2 separate regions of the Homo sapiens genome follow, and region 1 is linked to region 2. A link is an interaction called in ENCODE POLR2A ChIA-PET data of the cell type or tissue named here. Cell type or tissue: GM12878. All regions are shown on one strand. Links, peaks and the distances in the headings refer to the core of each region. The heading gives the core; the rest is flanking DNA.

The links. Peaks named below come from ENCODE experiments on the same cell type or tissue, not always from the same donor. Only the 100,000 strongest peaks of a DNase experiment are listed, where the experiment ranks them.
Region 1: POLR2A ChIA-PET joins it to region 2 with 6 read pairs; 3 of 35 experiments call an interaction of 5 or more read pairs at or near these places.

The regions. Positions count from the first base shown.
Region 1 is chr1:93,705,636-93,717,046 of GRCh38, forward strand. It overlaps a transcript of BCAR3 not described here. Among named protein-coding and RNA genes, the nearest start is that of BCAR3, 30 kb to the left of the region's middle. RefSeq lists enhancers at 2,197-2,246, 5,633-5,682, 5,813-5,872 and silencers at 2,387-2,516, 5,418-5,712. In GM12878, for the core only: no CTCF peak of the experiment used is centred there; DNase peaks (open chromatin) are centred at 2,516 and 3,756; H3K4me3 peaks cover 685 bases; H3K27ac peaks cover 1,717 bases.
Region 2 is chr1:93,869,628-93,874,904 of GRCh38, forward strand. It overlaps DNTTIP2 (deoxynucleotidyltransferase terminal interacting protein 2), which reads right to left. Exons shown (of 7, transcript NM_014597.5): 4 at 3,492-3,587; 5 at 2,445-2,609; 6 at 1,056-1,165; 7 at 1-317. The coding sequence ends at 224. Among named protein-coding and RNA genes, the nearest start is that of DNTTIP2, 6.9 kb to the right of the region's middle. In GM12878, for the core only: no CTCF peak of the experiment used is centred there; no DNase peak of the experiment used is centred there.

The DNA of each region.
Region 1 (11,411 bases), core at 1,552-4,051, 160 kb before region 2:
GCTCCCAGCACCTGAAACCCTCCCCACCTTACGGCAGGTTATTCAGCCTCCCTGTGGCTGCCTTTCTTCACCACTGAAATGAGGATAATTATGGTAACCATCATTCTACCTCATAGCACTGTTGTGAGAATTTAATGAGTTAGAATGAATTAAATGTCAGACAGAACAATTATGGTCAGCTATGATATCATATTGTCATTACTGGAAGGGAGAGGATAGGAAAGGAGGTGGCTGAAGCCAAAGCCCGGTCTCAAGGCTGCGATGAATAAGGATCCTAGAGTCACCCAGAAACAACTACGCTGGAGCTTCTGCAGGTTAACAAGAGGATTCTCATACACTCCAGGTACTGCCCCAGAAGTCACTTTGTAGGCTGGATCAACACCACCCCACAGCTCCAGCTGCAGTTTCTGCCCTGCACTCTGGGGCAGAGCAGCAGGGGGCCAGGCCACTTCCTACCTTGCCTCTTCCTCCTTTCTCCAGGCCAGCTTGGGTCAGATGAAGCAGCTCCTGTAGTAGAATGCAAAGGAAAGACCATCTCAGGTGGGTGTGAGGCAATTACAGTAGCTTCAGGGGAGGCAGAGTCACTTGGGTTCTGCCAGTGGGTGAGTAACCTGGACCTCAGCCTGGTTGGATTCAAGTCTACAGCCCCTCCTGGAGTCACCTTCTCTGGGCTGCAGAGCTCACACCGCCCATTCTGCCTAGATGTTTCTTTGCCTGTTGTCTCAGCAGGTTACAATTAATTACAAATAACAGTGACTCACAGGACAGCAGTTCCCTTATTTGCCAGGGAAGTCTTATTAAGATTAAGCTATTCTCCCAGGAAAGAAAGGTCTTTACTTTTCAATAGAGGTAGAGGGAAGCAAGCAGAGGACTGTGATTACAGCACAGACTCTGGAGCCAGATCGTCTGGGTTTGAATCTGGCCCCATCACTTACAAAGAGGTGTGCCCTGGGACAAGCTAGTCAGCCTGTGACTCAGTTTCCTCATCTGCAAAATGGGGATGTAAATAGTACTTACCTCATAAAGTTATTATGAGAGTTAAATGAGTTAATATCTATTTGGAGCTTAGAACTATGCCTGGCACATAGTAAGTGCTTATATAAATGTTTGATAAATAAAAGTCCAATAATGGAGAATTACTTATATAAATCTACATAATTCAATATTACACAGCCATTATAATTTCTATAGCAACATGGGAATCCATTCATGATCTATTACTAAAGTAAACAATATACAGTTTAATAGTATACAGTTTAGGCCGGGCGCAGGGGCTTACGCCTGTAATCCCAGTACTTTGGGATGCAGAGGCGGGTGGATCACGAGGTCAGGAGTTCGAGACCAGCCTGGCCAACATGGTGAAACCCCGTCTCTACTAAAAATACAAAAATTAACCAGGTGTGGTGGCGGGCGCCTGTAATCCCAGCTTCTCGGGAGGCTGAGGAAGGAAAATTGCTTGAACCTGGGAGGCAGAGTTTGCAGTGAGCTGAGATCATGCCATTACACTACAGCCTAGGTGACAACAGCAAGACTCCATCTCAAAAAAACAAAAAAAGTATACAGTTTAAAACAAACTGTATAATATTATTGCTGAAAACAGAAAATAAATCTATATGCATTTAAAAAAATACTAAAAGTATATACACCAAAGAGTGTTTCTCTGTTTTCCAAAATTTCTGTATTTTGAAGTACAGTAATTAAATAAAACAGTGAAAACTATTCAGAAAGGGATCAAATGCAGTAGATATGCAAAATCCGCATTAAATAATTATGCTTTAAAATAATAATAATAGGCCGGGCATGGTGGCTCATGCCTGTAATCCCAGCACTTTGGGAGGCCAAGGTGGGCAGATCACTTGAGGTCAGGAGTTCAAGACCAGCCTGGCCAACATGGTGAAACCTCATCTCTAAAAATACAAAAATTAGCCAGGTGTGGTGGCGCGTGCCTGTAATCCCAGCTACTCAGGAGGCTGAGGCAGGAGAATCGCTTGAACCCAGGAGGCAGAGGTTGCAGTGAGCTGAGATCGCACCACTGCACTCCAGTCTGGGTGATAGAGTGAGACTCAGTCTCAATAAATAAATAAATAATAATAATAGCTCTGACGGTCCCCAAGCCTGGATCATTCAGGATGTTTTCTAGGCTGAAGCTGGACATTAGATCAAAAAGAAAACAACGTAATATTAAATGCTTGTATGGATATGGTGTACTATCTTTCTTCTGGAAATAATCAAAAGCTAACTACACCAACACAGCCAGACTTCAATCTAACCTAAACAACAGATGACCCACATACACAAAATAAACAACGAGGTAAATAGCAGTGTGTAAAAGCAATGGATCTGACAGGTTTTGCAAGGTGGTAAGCCGAGGGGGCGGCTCAAAAGTTGCCAGCATAGACAGGAGGGGAGGGGTGCGGGAGGGTTCCTCTAGCCATTGAGTCAGAGGTTTCAAGAAGGAAATGGAACTTCGCAGACTGCTACAATAAAGGAAGGAGATAACCATATCCTTCTACTGCTCACTTATATAGAACCTGAATAGAGAAAAGAGTAAGTTGAGAACTTCTGAACCATGACCTTCAGTAATGGGCCAACTGCTCTACTCTGACACCAGGCCACTTCTCATCCTGCTTCAGGGTCTCACAGAACAATTAAACCCCTAAGCACCTTGCCTCCGGCCTCTGGCAGATGGGACTGATGTTAAGCTAAACCCACAGGAGGTAGGATGAGTCCAAAAACCATCTTAACTTTGTTTCCAAGGGGCCTTTTTTGGTTTTGCCTGTTTTTCTCTCTTTCTCCCTCATCATCTCACATAGCTAATCCAACCAACAGTGTGGACACTTTACAAATTGTCATAATCTTTTCTGTCCCCATATTTTTGTCCATAAGTTCTCTCCCCAGTGTCCCATTACTCTCAGAAAAGGAGAAGATCTTTGGGAGAAAATAAACATATTAGTAGCAAATTCTAGAACTGTACTGGCTGAATAAAACTTTGGGCTCACAGAAACCGGTTTCAGTTCACTCTTCAATCTTTTCAAATGTCACCACCATAGAGTCCCCTATATAACTTACCCTATTCACCACCACATCATATCTACAAAAAAAGACCATCTCAATAATCCCCCAAACACCTGAATTGGCTGGAGTTGCTTCTTTCTTTCCAAAGAACAATGGGGTCCTTGGGGCTCCTTTGCCCCGCCAGGGCTGTGCCAAGGACACAGGCAGGAGGAGGTTGGCAGGCTGTTTTATTTTTTAGCAAGCACTGGCAGTACTTAGAGCATTCAGATGATTTCTGTTGATGCTCGTGGGGATCAGCTTCTAAGCTTCGGGCTTGCAAAAACAGGGCTCACAACTTTCATATCAGGAGAGTCGATTGCACATGTGAAGAGGCCAATTAAAAAAAAATCACAAGGAGAAGTGCTGCGATAAGCTAAGTAGGCTTTGTTCTGTTTGGAAAAGGGAGGGCCTGGGAGCCCCGATGAAGTCAGAGCTTTTCCCCTCCCAAGGGCATCTGTTTCCAGGCTGCAAAAGAGAAGAACGAGGGGGAGTCCACAGGCTGCAGGGCAGCAGAGCAGCGTGCTCATGACTGCTCAGGCACATCTGATAACAGCAGGCCTTCCTGGAGGTGGGCACATTCTCCTCCTCTGACCCTGAGTTGGAGAGGTGACACTGATTTACAGCTGCATCTCTTCTTCTTCCTGTCCCTCCAAGCCAGCCTGCGGTCTGTTCAAAGCACACTCAAGGGAAAGAGAGACCAATGAATCTGCCCAATTGGGAAGTGGTTTTGAGCAAGCACTGATGTTCTGACAACACACTCTGTCTTCAGATTGGTCCCTTGCCCTTCAGTGAAGTGGGTCTTGATCTGTACAGGTGTTGGCCAGGGGCTCCAGGACACAGAGCCTTCTCTCTTAGTGTGGGTGACCCTGTATAAGGATGTCTTACTGGCATTAGATTAGGATTGACATTAGTGAATGCTCAGCAGGCAGTCCCCCTTGATTGTCCTTGGAACAGCAAGAAGGAGGGAGGGGAATATCTCCTAGACTAGAGATGGGAAGAGAAAAAGGAAGGCTGTTTAATGGAAAACTGTTGTAGTTTTTAAAAATTGTATTTACAATCTATAGGATTGTAGATTGGGAAAAAAGTCTTTATCTGATCAACTCAACCGTCCTATATTAGGACTAGGGCTTTGCTGCTATAACATAATCATGGTGGAATGTATCTCCTTGATGGATCATCATGTAATTTTTTCATATCTCTATCTTAAATATATATTTTTAAAAGAAAAATAGAAATTATCTTTCTATAATCAATTCATGAAATGAATGGGCCTGTTCGATGCTGTGTTTATTTTGCTTTTCTGCAAAGTTGTTTTGGGGAACATTCCATATCTTTAGATTCTTTGTCACTTAGAGAAAAAAGATTAGGCCAGTTGGACGAAATCCATGAGAGAATGAAATATGAGTTCAAGTGTCCTAGTCTCTGTAAAACAGTATAAACTCACTCCCGGTGGATAGGGGGTGGGAAGCTGGGAAGCTGGGAACCAAGAAAGGCTGATCAAGAAGTGGGCTCCCTCCCTGGACCTGTACCCCTTGTTTCTGGCTTTGCCCCTGCTGGAGGGACCAGTCCTGACCAGTCAGGGAAGCACAGCTCTCTGCTGGGCCTGGCTGCCTGGCATGGCTGGAGCTGGAGAAGCCTTACCCATACCATGCTGGATGTTTGCTACGTCTCCCTTTGCCTCTTCCCTTGGAGACCTTGAAGGGCACCTTTGAGTAGGGAAAACTAAAAACCCAAAGTTACTAATTTGGAGGATTGGCAGGGAGAGACTTTATCCTAGCCAGGATATCTGGGTTTCCTTGAAGCCCCTAATGCTGGTCCCTCAATAATTTGATTTCTTGTTGCTCCTAATGCAAACTTGTTAGGAAGACCCCCAGGCCACACCCAGCAGGTCTCGACCCCACCAACCTTTCGGCCTCATTTGCTCTCTGAACTCCTGTCGCATTGGTCTTCTTTCGGTTTCTTCTGGTCCTGTATTCCCTCCTACCTGAGGACCTTTGATCATGCCATTCCCTCTGTCTGGAACACTCCATCCCCTCCCCCTGCTTTATCTAGCTAACGCTTTTTGTCAGTTATCTTTTCTGGCATAACAAATTACCCCCAAACCTAGTAGCTTAAAACAAACATTTGTTATCTCACATATTCTTTGGATCATGAGTCTGGGAGCAGCTTAGCTCGATGGTTCTGGTTCAGGGTTTCTCAAGAGGTTACATTCAGGCTGTCAGCCTGGGCTTTGGTCATCTGGAGCTATAGGATCTCCTGCCACGCTCACTCATTGTGGACCTCAGTGCCTCTCAGGCTATGGGTGGAGATCTCAGTTCCTTACCATATGACCCCTCCATGGGCTGACTGGGTGTTCTCAGGATGTGGAAGCTGGCTTCTCCCAGAATGAATGATAAGAAAGAGAGAGAGAAGGCACCCAAAATAGAAGCTGCAGGCTTTTGTGAACTAATATCAGAAGCAACACATCATCCCTTCTGCCATGTGCCATTGTTACACAGACCACCCTTGATGCAGTGTGGGAGGAAACTACACATGGTGTGAATACCAGAATGGTGATCTCTGGGGCCATCGTGGGAGGCTGGCTTAATTATCGCTTCCTTTCCCTTAAGATATACTTGTATGGTATGGGTCCAAATGGCCTCATTCATGTCTGTCAGGTGACTGACCATTGGCTGGGACAATGAAAGTGAAAGGGCCATGTGTCTGTCATTATTCAGCCAGCTAGCCTGGGGGAGTCCACGTGGCAGCTACAGAGTTTCAAGAATGAGAATGGATAGGTATGAGGCCTCTTAAGGGCAAGATTTGGAAGAGGTACAATGTCACTTCTACCACATTCTATTGGCCAAGACAAGTCATGAGGCTAGCCTGGATTCAATCGGTGGAGAATAGACTCAACTTTAATGGAAGAAGCCGCAAAGGGGTGTGGATATAGGAAAAGGGGAAAGTGCAACCATTTCTGTAAACACAGCACACCAGAGTATCCCCAGAGCCTAGTACAGTACCTGGCACATAGTAGAGACTCAATAAGCAAAGTATTTCTTACAGGGATGAGTTTGAACATTTTACCTTTAGTTGTCCTCATCTTGTTCTTAGCCTGTCTGCCTCACTGCTAAGGAAGCACCTACAGACAAGAATCCTGTCTTATTCATGTTTGTGACCTGCAAAACATGGACATTGCATAGAACTCTACTAGATGATGAAAAAAATGCAATGCCAACTCTTTTCAAACCCTCTCTGCACGTCTCTATTGCTATTCCTTCCTCAAAGCTTAGGGGCTTCCACAGCTGATTTGCACAGGCTTTGCAATCCTGAGGACCAGGGCTGAGATCCTAAATTTCGTTTACTGACTGTGTGATCTTGGGCAAGTTCCTTCACTCTGCTGAGCCCCAGTTTCTTCTCCTACAAACTGGAGGTGGCTACTGTTGTGGGGTGAAGTGCAACTGGATATGTGAAGTGCTGAACATGTAGCAGGCACTGAATAAATGTTATCCTCTTCCCTTTAATTCCCTGTATCAACTTGATCATTGTCTGACCCCTCTGTCCCCGACCCTGGTTCACCCAGCCTGTCCCAGGAAAGCCACATCTGTCCCATGCTTCCCTTGGTCTCAAGAATGCAGTCAATGGCATAAAGCTGAGTACAGCTAAGCTCCCATGAGTGGTACAATTCCTGCTGCCACACATGGGCAGGAACACTGGATCATATGGGATTGTGCCCCGCCTGGCACAGCTCCCCTAATCCAGAGGACGTTCACCTCGTGCTCCTCAGGTTTCCAGAGGTCCAGCTGCCTCTGTTGCTCTGTCCTTCTGATTTGTACTCTCCAGCCATCATAAAAGTGCTCACTGTCTAGGTCCATGTAAACATACTCTTGACATTTCTTCTTTCCAGGTCAGCTGTCTTCTCACTAGGTTCTCTCCTTTCTTTTTTCTTACCCCTCCCTGCCTTATTATTTTTGACCTTTTCCATATGCCAGGCAGCATGCTAAGCACCTTACGCTAATTGTCTCATTGATTTTCACATCAGCTCTATGGCATAGGAACCATTATCACCACTATTTCCCTTATGAAAAGATTGAGGCTCCAAGAGTTCACATAACCTCTTCATGGCCGCACACTTGGTTAGAATCAGGATTAAACCTGGGTTCTCGTCCCAAAGCTATACTCTCTCTCTTCACACCCTTCACTTGTTGCCTAGTTTTGCATCCTGTGGCAACTTCCTGCTAGAATGTTCCTTATCTCTATATGGCTGGTCTAGATGTTATCAGCATTTTCTTCAAAATTACCACCTTCATCCTCAGCTTTCATCTTCCTTTTTCTCTAGGGCAATACAGTTCAGTAGAACTTTCTGTAATGATGAGAATGTTCTCTGCACTGTCCACTATGGTTGCCAGGAGACATATGTGGCTTTTGTGCATTTGATATGTGGCTAGTATGACTGAGAAATTGCATGTTCAATTTTATTTCATTGTAATTAACTTAAACTTAAATAACCAGACACGGGTAGTGGCTTCTGTATTGGACGGCACACTCTAGGGTCTTATCTTAGTGCAGTTTGTTATTGGAGGGAGAATAAGTGGCAGGAGGTAGTGAAAGGTAGATGGGGAGAAAGGCAGCTTGAGGAAGCCACAGAACTCTTTGTTCATGAATATGGACCCAAGACTAAGCTTCTCAGAAGGACCAATTATTTAATGAGGTCCAGATTCCTGGTCCAAGATTCTTTCCTGGACCTCTGCCTTCCAATCACCAAATTCCTGGTGATGTCATCAAGCATGCCAGGCTGTAGGAATTATGTTGAGGCTCTTCAGAGAGGCAGCCTTCCTGAGCAACATGCAGAGTGAAATGTGCTCATTTCAGGGTAGGGCAAGTGTGAGAAGTCTTACTGAAGCAAGAGTTCCTTGCTGCTAAAATCAATACTTAGTAAAAATGACCTTTGGCCTGTAGCTGCAATTGCATAGAGCTTCCCCCTTCAAGATTTCTAGAATTGCAGATTGAAAAACCCACAGCAATGGTTCCAAAAACTGAAATGCCATTTTTTTTTCTATTAAACCATGTAGCCTCTAGGACTTTCACACAAAGCAATCTTAGAAGTGGTTACTTAGTGAATTTGACTGTAGTGAGCCTTCAAATGTTAATAAATTTCTATTTGAAAATTATGCCCATTTCTGGAAGCCAAAATTCATTCTTTTACTTACTTATTCATTCATTCATCCATCCACAAACATTTTCTGAGTACATGGGAATTCTAAAATGCAGGTGGGGGAGAGGCATTTAAAAAATTAGAAAGACAATTTTTATAGATTCAACTGTTTTTTTTGAGATGGAGTCTCGCTCTGTTACCCAGGCTGGAGTGCAGTGGTGCGATCTCAGCTCACTGCAAGCTCCGCCTCCTGGGTTCATGCCATTCTCCTGCCTCAGCCTCCCGAGTAGCTGGGACTACAGGCACCCACAACCACACCCAGCTAATTTTTGTATTTTTAGTAGAGACAGGGTTTCACCGTGTTAGCCAGGATGGTCTCGATCTCCTGACCTCGTGATCCGCCCACCTCGGCCTCCCAAAGTGCTGGGATTACGGGCGTGAGCCACCGCGCCCGGCCCCATCATACTTTTATTATGGAACTTAATACACTGAAATGTATTTCTTCCCATATCGCCTTCTGTCTCTAGGTTGGCAGTCCTGGAGGTCTAGGACACCATCTTATTGACTACTGTGTTCTTGGCCCCTAGAACACTGCCTGGCACATAGTGGGAGTTTATTAAATATTCCCTGAAGGGACACAAAACCACAGAAATGTGCTCCTAGGCTAGGTCCAGGGTCACCACAGCCCAGCAGTCTGTCTCTAACATGGGAGTCCTTCAGAACATAAGCTTCAAAATCCCTGAGGAATCTGAAGCAACTTACCCTGAGATCAGCCTTCATGAATTCATCAAATCCCTCTTGGCTTTACTTGTATTTTCAGCCTCCAGTGTGAAGGGATAAAAATTCTTTTAACATACTAATCACAACTAAGACCGCCTTTCTTTTTTTTTTTTCAGATGTCCTAAAACTTCATATAGTTCAAAGGTTATCCTGTACCTACTTCTAGCAACACAATATTTAAATGAAGATTTATAAATTAATTAAAAACCTAAAAAAGATGATAATAGTCTCATCCGTGACTTTCGCAGTTTTGTAAGCTTCTGTCATATCCATTTTCAACTCCTGCCTTTACAGACCAGAAAGATTTCTCAGGAAAAGCATTTTTTTTGAAAATAAAATCTCCCATTCCATCTGTTTATCATCTCTGCATACTCTCCTCTGGGTACCTTTCCTAAGGGTCAGTGACAAAACCTGTACAGAATATTCATTCATTTATTATTTACTTGAACACTCATTCAACAATATTTATTGCATGCCTACCATGTGCCAGGCACTGCAATTTTGTATTAGGCAAAAATGGAATAAAATTACAAACCAGGAACACCTCCTTGTTCTTCCCCCCTGCTATTCTTCCTGGCTCAACTTCTAGAGCAAACACTGATGTCTGGCAGTTCATCACCCCTTGTGTTTACCTACTTTCTTTTCTTGTTTCTTTTTTTGTTTTGAACAGTTAATTATCTTTTAGAAATGTTTTCTTAACTTTTCACAAAGTAAAATTGTCTTTTTTCCCTGGAAAGGTTGTAAGTTCCTAGGAAAGATGACAGAAACAAAGATTGCCTTGGAGATTTTCATCTACCCCTTTGCAGTAGGCAGGACCATTTTAAAGGTGAGGAAAAGGAGGTTCTGGAGAGATCAACTCAGCTGCCCAAGATCTCTCAGCTGATTGATGATGGGGCTGGGATTCTTACTGAACATGCCTGGTTCTAAGCTACCAGAACTGCCAAATCACCAGCCTGCCTCTTAGGGTGCCAGAGCTGGTGGCTCACACTTACTTGAGTACCCCAGAGAGCTGAGCTCAGAGCTGGCCCACAGCAGACACTCGAAACTATTTATGGACTTGACTTGATTTAAATAAATGCAGACGGTTTGGCTGACGCAAGGCAATTAACCTGACAGCACTTCTTCCCTCACGTTATAGACAGATGGTGGCTCTTCAGGAGAAATGTGAAGACCTGGAGTGTTGTGAATCATTATCTCTTCCTCTCCCCAGCTAACCGAGATAAAAGCTGTAGGCTTGGCCTTGACGTTGCCCTTTTTCAATTTCTGTCAGAACAAGCCACAAACCTTAATGCGTTTGAGTAGCGCTCAGCCAGCTTGCAATTATTTGTGGTGACAGGGAGCAAGGATGGCATCCACCAACCCTGCCAAGTTTACTTTGGGCCACAAATGTCAGCGTCTCTCCCCTGCCCTTCCAGCAGAGGTTTGCGAGCTGCAGGGTGTTGGAAGGGCCCAGAACAGTTTGCAGGAGTGAGAGTGCAAGATGCCACCAGGAGTGAGTGGTCTCAGAAGGAGCCAAGAGCTAGCTCCCTATGTCTTAACACACTCTAAAAACACAATGGCTATTTAAATGCTCCTTTGGTGTTGAAAAATGATTCTAACAAAAGATCTTTTGCACTTTTCTAATTTTGCACCATGTGTATGTATTACTTATTCAAAAATAAATGAACTTTAAAAGAAGATCTGCATATTCTCACATCCAAAGCCTAAAATAGCAATAGCATACAGTTGATGTCACAGCACTGGCCTGAAGTCAGCGGAACTGGGTATTATTAGTTTCTACTTTGCCACTAATATTGTTTGTAAAACACCAATTTCTCTGCTCAAAACCCACTGAAGCTCAATCACCTACAAGATAAATTCAAACTCATTAGCTTGGCCTGTGAGATCAAGGGTGATCTGACTCTTATCTCTCTGTCTTAGCATAGATTTCCCCAAAACCAGGCCCTAAAAGGATTTGGTTTCAAGTACTGCAAGATCACTTGAGGGAGCTGATCCCCAGAGTGTGGTAAGGTAGAGGGGACGTTGAGACAACCAAGAGGAATGCCGAGAAAGGGTGCCTCATGAGCAGGTGACCACCATAGGAAACTTGGGTTCAATCTCCCACAGCGCCTTGGAGAATCTGTGTAGAACACACCTTGAAATTATCTAAGGGAAAGGAACTTGTGGGATTTGTCCATTAGCTCCCCTCCTCATTGGCTGAGGGCTGACTGGAGGGCATCCACTCTGATCTTCTAGTCTGCTTTATGCAGGAGATGGACATGCTCTCAGGAGCAGAGCATGCACTCAGGCAGGGAGATGCAGGTGCACGAGTGGTGAAGCTGTAGATGGGCTCGGTAGATACAGACTGAGGCCACAACACTTTGCAGTTCTATCAACAGGTGGAATCAATTTCTCTACTCCTTGAATGTGGGCTGGCCTTTTGATGAACAGAACGCAGAGGTTA
Region 2 (5,277 bases), core at 30-2,529:
CTTTTTTCCCATAAAGAGTCTACACCAGGGTGGGTCTTTTAGACACCCCTATTTTCTAAGGGCATGTAATCGATTCTCAAATCAACTTTTTCCAAATACAAATTCCTGTATGAACAGGGCCAGTCTATGGTAAATTAATTTAGATGATGGTGTTAGTTTTCCAAACGTCTTTAATAAGTAAATAAAGGAGCAATGTAAAATGTTGCAGTTTGCTTGGTAAATCTTAATTGCGAAATTTCTTCTTCTTTCGGAACTTTTTTCCTGCTGCATTTGCTGCTTTTTCAGCCATGATCTCTGAGTACTTCCTTCGGTTGTATCTGAAAAAGAAAAATCAGAACTTTATGTTTGATATATCAGACATTAGAAGTTAATATAACCTTAGGGTAAAAGTTGGGAATGGAGTGGTGGACAAGACAAGTATAGTCTCTGACCTCATAGCACTTGCTTGCAATCTAGGGAGAAAAAATGGCAACTGTAGTAGGAAGACTTTCCTACTATATGCACTATATCCATCTATCTATCCATATATCCATATATGATCTATATATGCACTATATCCATCCACCAGGCTGTATCAAATGCTTTAAACATTTTTGAGGGATAAAAACACAAAAATCAGGACTAAGCAAAACAAAAAGTCACACTTATCCTGAAAATGCACAGTATGATATATATATTTCTTAGAAGCGACCAATGGTTTTCAAAGTGTGGTCTGTGGAGTAGACCCTTTCAAGGGATTCATTAGGTAAAAACTATTTTCTCAAGAATACTAAGGCATTAATCGCTTTTTTCACCCTCGTTCTCTCATGAGTGTAGTGTTTTCCAGGGGCTACGTGATGTATGTTATCTGCAGAAGCAGGTATGAGCCTCTGTCTTTAGTTAAGCCAGACATTAAAGAGATTTGCACTAAATTATTTTTCATAAAAATATATATTCATGTTAATATGTTATGGGTTATTATAAATGAGTTATTTTTAAATTATTTGAAAATTTATAAGTTTATACATTTTTAAAGCAAAGTATACATATTATAAAATAAATATGAATTCCTTTACCTTCTGAATTCAGAATCAGCCAGCAGTTCTTCCACAATAGTTCTTTTCCTTTGCTTCTTGGGAATTCGTGAATGGTAGAAATCAGCTGGATTGTCAACAATGGTTCCAATCTGTGAACAATTGATTGAAATAAGTCATGCATTGAGTGCCAAGATGCTTTCATACTTCAGTGTAGCTCTAATTATATTTAGAGAAAGGAATGGAAAGAACAAGCTTACATTACACTAATAGTAATGTAAATTTTGCCATTTATTTAAAGCAAAAAAAAAAAAGTAGCATAGTGGTGCTATTATGTTTCTTCAGTAGTTTATAGTAGATCCAAAATTTCTTTGCTAAACACTAAATTCATGATGCACAGTGTAACTAAAGGAGAAAAGTGGAACAGATAATATATACTTTTTGTTCTAGTTTCCCAAATCAATGAATTAGACACATAAATTCTACTACATACCTATTTGGTTTCCTAGGTCATCACAAAGGCTGCCAGTTTGGCCTACTTAGTGATCATTCTGTATTTGTTCATACACTCAACTGAATAAAATTTACAGTGATCACTATGCACCAGGCACTGTGTTACATGTTAGGGAAACAAAGAACATCTGGTTCCTGCAGTGCAGAGCCTGCAGTCTTAAGGAAGCTCCACAAAAAGTAACTAAAATATTAAAGCATAACATGTGCTGAACAAAACACTATAGACGCTCTGAAGACAAAGTGACCAATTGTACCTAAGAGAGGTAAGGAAGATTTAACAAAGAATGACAATTTAGCTTGAATTTGTATGGGTAAAATTTCACCAAACAAACAAGAACTATGGATATGCAAAGTCAAATTATGCAGGGACTGGTATGTACGTGTTCTGACAAGACTGAGTAGCTAAGTGTGTTGGAATTTGTTGGGCTATATGATGAAAGGCAGGTGAACTAGTTTGGGTATGGATTATTAATGGCTAAATGAAAGGATACAGACCCAATCCTATGTCATAATTCATCACTGAATGTTTCTGAGCAGAGGTGTAACACGAACAGATGAAAACATTTTAAAAACCAACTTGGATTAGTACACGTGATACCCTTTTACCCCTATCCCGTATGGACTCTTGCTGTTAGGCTGATACTATTCATACATTCACATAGTGAACTTTATAGGTTCAACAGGTTTTAGCTGACCTGGAAACCATTTGTAACACCATCTCTCTAAATGTGATCAAATTAAAAGTTAGTGGCTGAATTGGGTAATGGCCATTCTTATATGGCCTATGCAGATATGTTCCATACATTAGGCATGCACAATGGAAATATCCTCTATTTTAGGAGTAAACTTTAAAGAACACTACAGTGCTTTCCAAACTAAAATTCACAGATCATCACCACTATTCTGTTTGCTTCATACCTGGAAGTACTTGGGGAAGCCATCTCTATCATTTTTCTTGTAAAATCTTTTCGGGTCCATGCTGGCTCTCATCTTCAGTGCTTTGAGATCATTTTTCAGTTCATTTGTCATTTCTGGAGCTTTCATACCAAACCAGCCATCCCCTGCTGTTTTTTGTCGTTCTTTCTGAAATTATGATTTCAAAAATAAACATTCTAACAGCTAAGAGTATACATTATAATTCATTTCCCCTGAAGTAACACATACAGAAAATTTTGTAAATTAAAAACAAATGGTTACTTTATTGAAAGCACTTAAATCCAGAATCATAGAGATAAAAGGAATTAAATCACAAAAAGTGACTTCTCCGCTAAATTAGGGACAGGATTATCAGTTTCATAAATGAGGGCTCCGTAAAATCTATTTTCTGTCTCAGAGAGTAACTGCTGACTTGCTGGGAGAATAACACACAACTTCAATTTTTATTGTCTAAAACAGACTATATGCAGTAAGAAAATGTATAAAAACACTTTCGTTTCTAGAGCTTATATGTAAACATTTTTATTCAGTCACCCAGGAGTCTCAGAATGCCACTCATACAAGGATCCAGAACCTTGTGTTATTTCTACAATAAAACAAAATACTATTCTTTAGAAAACTCCTACAAGTTATTTAATTTTGTTTCATTCATACAACAAGTATTTAGTTAGTGCCTACCATGTGCCAGGGTGCTCCATATTACAGTAACATTACTAGAATACCATCCTCAACTTTCCTTCAAGCTCTCTGGATAACTAGTCGAAATGGCAGATAGAAGTAATCTATATATATATATATTTTTTTAAAAAACCTCTACTTATAGATGCACTATTGTGGCTGCAAAGATGTGAAAATCTATACATAATGTGTTTATGGTACTATATTTTACAGCCCTTAGAAATCTGTAATTATTTTCTTTGGACTCATATATAGACCAACAGATACAGTTTAATTGTGCAGTTATGTTGTATAAGCTGAAAATATATAGCCAAACATATCTAAGCATTTTAATTAAGTCACTGTACTTACTCTGCGTTTTTTCTGAAGTTGATACTTTGATTCACTATATGGTGGAACACAGTGGTTTTTTTCAAAATCAGGTGTAATGACGGCTTTCTGCAGAAGCTATAAAAACATAAAATTGGTTTTAAAATAATGTCAGAATGTTATATAAGTTTTTCAACAGTTTAAACTTCTGTAAGTTTTAAAATTTTTAGTCAGCCTGGCAAAGTGGCTCACACCTATAATCCTAGTGCTTTGAGGAGGCCAAGGGAGGAGGATCACTTGAGGCCAGGAGTTTTAGACCACCTTGGTCAACATAGCAAGACCCTGACTGTAAAAAAAAAAAAAAAAAGAAAAGAAATTAGTTGGGCATGGTGGCACACACCTGTAGTCCCAGCTACTCAGGACGCTAAGGCAGAAGGATCACTTGAGGCCAGGAGCTTGAGGCTGCAGCAAGCTATGACTGTGCCACTCACTCCAGCCTGGGTGACAGAGTGAGACCCTGTCTCCCCCCAAACCCAGCTCCCTCCCAAAAAAAAAAAGAAAAAAGAAAAAAAAGGCCAGGCACGATGGCTCATGCCTATAATCCCAACTCTTTAGGAGGCCAAGGCAGGACAATCACTTGAGGCCAGGAGTTCAAGACTAGCCTGGGTAACATAAGAAAACGCCATTTCTCCAAAATAAATAAATAAATTTGTGCAGTCAAATCTGTTTATCTTTTCCTAAATGATTTCTGTACTTTTGTTACTTGACTAGGATGATTATATTCTCCTAAAACTCTGTGTGACTAAAGGAACCTCAGGTTAATTAGTATTTTTCTCAGTACAAGAACCAAGTAAGACTGCTCTGTAGCCCTCAAAATAGTTTACAGGAATATAGTACAAGCATTAATTTGGGACTGACATTTGAAATGATCAACTCAGAAATTAACAGTCAGGCACACAATTCAGGTTCAGGCCTAGATGTTTCTGTGTGGTATAGGTAGCCGTCTAGGCTTTCCTATCACTCATAAAAGGGGGCATGATATTTACTTAACAAATGATTAAGAGTTTGCTGTGAGTCAAGTACTGTAGTACATTCAAGGACAGTGGTTCTCAACTGGGAGCATCTGGCAATGTCTGGAGACATTTTTGGTGGTGGTGAGGATAAGGAAGAATGCTACTGACATCTAGTGGGCAAAAGATAGGGATGCTGTTAAACATCCTACTATGCACGGAACATCTCACAACAAAATTATGCAGCCCAAAACATCAGTAGTGCTGAGACTGAAAAACCCTGTTTTAGGAATATAAAGAAAAGATGGTAAGTTAATATATCACATGATCAACAATGAATCAGATCTATGCTAGATGTTATGGAAACAGAGGGGTTGTGAGAAGGACTGGAGGTAAAATATTCCCCAAGGGCAACGATCAATTATTTTGCACTTGCTTGGGGAAAAGCAGGGTAAGTTCAGGCAACTACAGTAGTCTTCAGTGGCAAGAATAGAGCAGATGACAGCTGGGTGGGGTAGAGAGGTACTTTGAAGGATTCAAGAGAATACTGTCACATCTGTGTGTGTGGTGTGTTTTTTGGGGCAGGGAGGAGAGATGTGGTCTAGCTATGTTGCCCAGGTTGGTCTCAAACTCCTGGGCTTAAACAATTCTCCTGCCTCAGCCTCCCAAAGTGCTGGGATTATAGATGTGAGCTACCTTGCCCAGCCGGATTTGTGTTTTTAGACAGAGAAATCTAGAAGTGTGGAGGATGGCTTGAAGAACAAGATGAAAACAAGATCAATAAGGAAGCCACTGGAGTAGTCCAGATGAGAAGCAAA